Regions from separate parts of the Mus musculus genome. Here region 2 is linked to region 1. A link is a loop called in an ENCODE intact Hi-C map of the cell type or tissue named here. Cell type or tissue: left cerebral cortex. All regions are shown on one strand.

Evidence for each region. Peaks named below come from ENCODE experiments on the same cell type or tissue, not always from the same donor. Only the 100,000 strongest peaks of a DNase experiment are listed, where the experiment ranks them.
Region 2: it touches region 1 in a loop (1.9-fold over the local background); 6 of 42 quality-filtered maps call a loop at or near these places.

The regions. Positions count from the first base shown.
Region 1 is chr2:168,551,154-168,553,653 of GRCm38, forward strand. All of the region lies in intron 3 of Nfatc2 (nuclear factor of activated T cells, cytoplasmic, calcineurin dependent 2), which reads right to left. Among named protein-coding and RNA genes, the nearest start is that of Nfatc2, 38 kb to the right of the region's middle. In left cerebral cortex, no CTCF peak of the experiment used is centred here; a DNase peak (open chromatin) is centred at 1,144.
Region 2 is chr2:168,600,300-168,602,799 of GRCm38, forward strand. It overlaps Gm52535 (a long non-coding RNA gene), which reads right to left. Exons shown (of 3, transcript XR_003953968.1): 3 at 2,054-2,347. It also overlaps a transcript of Nfatc2 not described here. Among named protein-coding and RNA genes, the nearest start is that of Gm52535, 3.2 kb to the right of the region's middle. In left cerebral cortex, no CTCF peak of the experiment used is centred here; DNase peaks (open chromatin) are centred at 1,039 and 1,524; H3K4me3 peaks cover 1,536 bases; H3K27ac peaks cover 629 bases.

The DNA.
Region 1 (2,500 bases):
CTGTCACCACCTCTAATTCTGTTTTCCATGTAACAGCGGCAGCTGTGGCCAAGCCAAAAAAGGTACAGCATGGCATTCTTTGCAGCTGAAGGTGGCTGTGTTACTCGATGAAGCCAACAAGATCTTAGCAGACACGGGTGAGTGACTTATCGAGGGTTCCTAAGCAGAAACTGATGAAGCTGAGGAGAGGAAGCCTTTACACTACCTCCCTTCCACTGCCTGGAATGCAAGTGTGATGGCCATAGCCACAGCAGCTGTTTTGGTCCCATGAGGCGACCATTGACAGATTCCTGGCGACGTCCCAGTCCTTAGCTCTACACACTTGCTGTATAGTTTGGGGTGTCTACCCAGTTGTTATTTAGGGTTTATGGTTGATGCAGCCAAACCTAAGCTCAGCTAAAAAGTCCATCTCCATGGTGACGTGCCCTTCAAGCTAAGGAAGGCTCCCACTTAAAGACACCCAAGGTGCAGAGACAGCAGATGCCTCAGTGTTGTCTCTATACAGACCACGGACCAGTGCACGTCTGCCCCACCAAGGACTTTTAGTTTGATTTTACTTTTGATTTTGAGAGAGGGTCTCACATAGCCCAGGCTGGCCTCAAACTCACTGTGTAGCCAAGGATGACTTTGGACTCCTAAACATCCTGCCGCTATCGCCCAAGTGCTATGTCTACAGGTTTATGGAGCACCATGTAGAGATAGTTCATGCAGTGCCAAGAATAGAACCCAGGGCCCTCGAGCACGTTAGGCCGGCTAGGTCTTTACCAACTGAGCCACACGCCCACAAAGGGCTTCTTTAAACTGCTGTCTCTAAAAAGCCAGACCTGAGAGTCCCCCAGAAGGACACTGCCATCAACAGCATTGAATGCTCGTGCCCACACCCAGAGCAGGAACCGACCCCCCAACACTGTCTTCTTGCCATCTCACTAGAACTTTCCCCCGAGGGTGGGAAGTGGGGAGAAGGTGGCTGTCTGACCCTTGCCGGCGGGGGTAGGGGGGAGATGAGGGAGCTCACTGGAAATAAAATCCCTGCTTACTTTCTGTCTGGTTTCCGAATTGCTTTTTCCTGGTCCTACGGTGCCAGCGCTGGCAGCTTTGTGATGATTTAAAATTCACGGCAACTAATGTTTGCTGAGCAGCGTCTCGCCAGCAGCAGGGCCGTGCTGGGGAAAATGTGTACAACGGTGGAGGTGGGGTCTATAATTAACCATAATAACAGCAGTGGCTGCCGTGCCGTGTACGGAGGCCTGGTAAAGGCTGCACGCTGTCAACTCCCTGGGTCTTCAGAGCAGTACCAAAGGGACACTTAATTTATATGAGGAGAGACTGAAGCACAGAGAGGGTGGACATTTCGCTCAAGATCACACAACTAGGAAGACAATGACCAGATGTGGGCCCAGACAAGCTTAGCTCCATAGCTATGCAGTGACTGTTACCTTGACAGCAGGATCAAAGTTCACCCACAAGCAGCCAGGACCTCGATCCCCAGATGTCAGTCAATCTCCGGCCACGACTGTGGTCTTTTACTGGAGTGTTAATGATTTAATCTTTAACATTTCCCCTATCTTTACTTGCAGAAATTATTTAAAAAGAAACATAGTGGTGCTACACACAGTGGGAGCTTCACACAGTGGGAGCTGCACACAGTGGGAGCTGCACATGGTGGAAGCTATACACAGTGGGAGCTTCACATAGTGGGAGCTGCACATAGTGGGAGCTGCACATAGTGGAAACTGCACACAGCAGTAAGCCACGGTCCTGGAGACCAGTGGATCATCACCAAAAGAGTTAAGAAACCTGCCCAGCTTGCCTCACGCTGGGGTGCTCAGCAAACCAGTGCAGAGAGCTGGACGGCTCTGCCACTGAGCTGTGACTGCAAGAAGAGGGAACACACAGCCACCATGGACTGGGAGGAATGGCAAGAGGGGCTGGAAGAGAAACCTGCCTGACAGGACCGGCTGAGATGTGGAAGAGCTAACCCACTCCCATGAGACGTGTATCCAGCTAGGAGTCATTTCCCTGCCTGTGGAGCAGGAAGAGGATCAATGCCTTCCCCCCCCCCTCCCCCCAGTAGTAGGGTAGAAGAGCTGAGACAGGAGGATTGCTGCAAGTTCAAGGACAGCCTGAACCTGACTGACATACTGTCAGCACAAGAACAGAAAGAAAGCCACTGTTTACCACATCACCTGGGACAGTGTCCCTTACGGTCCCCATGCCCAGGAGCCTGGCTCTAACCCCAGTCACTCAGCCCCCTGTGCAGACACGGACCTGTGGTTAGGTTCTCATCCCTGAGCACAGGACGCCTCTGCACAATGAGAGGGTGCATGTGCGTGAGTGAGCCCTGGCGTGTGGCAGGCACCGGAGACACAGTCATCCATCACCCTTCTCGCTGAAATGTGGGAAAACAAACGACAGACCCGGGTTGGCCCCTGCTAACGAGAACCAAACACAAAGCCCAGCGCAGAGCCTTCCTCTCCTGTGTTTCCCTTTTCCCTTTTCC
Region 2 (2,500 bases), 49 kb after region 1:
ATTATGTCACTGCACCAGTGCCATGTAAGCACACTGACAGGGGGCAGAGTAGACTGATACCAGGAAAAGGTCCCAAGCGCTGGCAGGATCCGGCTTTCAAAAGTCCCGCTCTACTAAAAAATAAGCTGAGGTTGAAGGTGGCTAAACACATCTTTTACTGAACCGGGATGGGGCTTGGACCCGGTTTTCAGCAAGACCCACCCCCACCCCCACCTTGGGCTTACTTGCCAAAGCTGTCATTTGCCTCCGCCCCACCGCCCCCCCCCCCCAGGACTTCAGTCCACCACGCTGAGCACAAAACCTACATTCAACTCAGATTTTATGACACGGGGCTAACTCCTCCTACGCGGATGTATTCCGCTTAACCCTTCAGCCCTTCGCATTCGGCGGTGCCCCTGTCCCTCCCTCCACACGAACTGGCCCCACAGAAACCATCCAACAGCTTCCACTTTAAAGACCCGATTTCTGACTCCCCAGCCCAATCCCCTTACAATCCCAACCAGATGGGCTAGATTTCATATTATATTCTCACTCATTAACTCTCTCCCCCAAGAACCAAATTGGATGGCTTCAAGGTTACATCTCAAAGGAGAAGATGGAGCAGAAACGGGGACAGTGGGGCGTCTGTGATCTCTTTGGCAGAACAAGCTCATGGTACTTTAAATTGTGGTGGGGGAGCTGGAAGAGCCCTCAGACTCATCCCAAAAAGGGGGAGAAAATGGCTTAAATTGTTTGAATGGCCCAGAGCATCTGGTGATGTAACTGGGAAGAGATGTCTTTCTGTATTAGTAAATAGCAAAATGTCAAGCCTATGGGAGGGGGGGCTAAATAATAATGATGACAAGGACGGTGGCATCTGCTGTCAAAGCCGAGAGCAACAAGAGAATAAGCCAGCGGGTTAGCAGCGAGACCCCCCTCCTGGTGTCCCGCGCCACACACACACAGGGAAACCTGCCTGGAGACGCTTCCTAGAATCACCACCGGCGACGGCCAGGATGTGCGCGTGCGCCCCTGTTTCACCGCATCTGTGCTTCTACCTGCGAGCGGGGACTGCGTGGGGTGCCTCCCGGAGGGGTAGGGGTAGGCAGCGGAGCGAGGATGCGATGCGAGGATGCGGGAAGGGATGCGAGCAGGAATGCAGGCAGGGAAGCCAATGGCGGCGCGATTACCTCGGTCCGCAGACCCCATGGTGCGGAGGGGCTGGCGGGGGCCCGGCCTGCGCAATGCGGGGCGCTGCATCTGTAGGCGCCGGGATCAGCAGGCTGGGGACCGTGTGCTGTGATCTGGCGGAGCGGCGCAGACGCTGCAGCGCCTAGGCTCCGCTCCGGGGCTCTGGCTCCCCGTGCTCCCACTCCTGTGCTCCTGCTCCGGCTCTCCGTGCTCCCGCTGCCGTGCTCCGGGCTCCTGCTCAGGCTCCCCGGGCTCCCGGCGCTCCGCGGTCGCTTACTCCAGAGGCAACGCGACTTCCTTCCCCGCGCTCCGTGTTTATAGGCTTTCAATGCAGTAAAATAACGGGATTCCCTCACTGTTTCCTCCTGTTTACTCAGCGCCATGGAAACCCCTGGATCCCGTCCATCTCCAAAACTAAGGGCTTTCCTGAAAACTTCACACTCAGGAATCCATGACGTCGCCTCCTCCGCGGCCAGCCAGCTCCGTGGCTCCTTCGGCCGCCAAGCACAAGTCCCTGATTGTTCGGGGCAGAGAAAAAGTCAGGGAGAGGGAGGCGCGCAGGGGTGGGGGCGCGGCCCGCCAGGCCCTGCAGGAGCTGCGTGCAAACTCGCAGACAGCCACCGCCTCCCCGCTGCAGCTTTGCCTAAATTCAGCCTCCTGACACCCCACTTTCCGAGAGGATACCCCTTGGAGAAGGCTCCCCAGGATTTCAGCCTGCACCCCCGGGTTGTCCAGCATCCCTTGGACACTTGCCCAGGGGTGTCTCCTTAGGCCCTCAGTGCCTCTGACTGCCCAGACTCTTGAGTGTTCAGGGATGAAGAGGAGCAAGACGAAGGAAAAAGAAATAAATAACAGTGCCTGTGCTAACTGTCCAAGATTTTTTTTTCCTCAAAGTTTATTTTTAGATTCATTTAGAAAATCCAAGGTTTCCAGTATTACTCGGAGGGTCCAGCAATAAGGCCGAAAAGGAGTCGCTGAAACCAGGCAACGCATGTGTTTACGCATGCTGTGCATAAACAGGAAAATAAAGAGGAGGGATGTCGGGACCTCTGCAGCCTCGGGAAGAGATGTGTGGGGTGGCACACGTGGCTCCCACCTGGGCCATGGCTGGAAAGAGCCGGCTGAGCTGCAGCCGGCAAGACGACTGGGCTGGACTTCAGCTATGTTGCTTCTCCACCTGCGTGTTCCATGGGAATTTCTGGGCTCAGAGATAAAGCCAGCTTTGATAGGCAAATTTGAAATACTGTTGTGGGCTCTGATAACAAACTTGGGAGCACCCAGGGCTAGTGAGTCATCACCCCCTCCCACAAGAGATACTGATTGGGGGAGC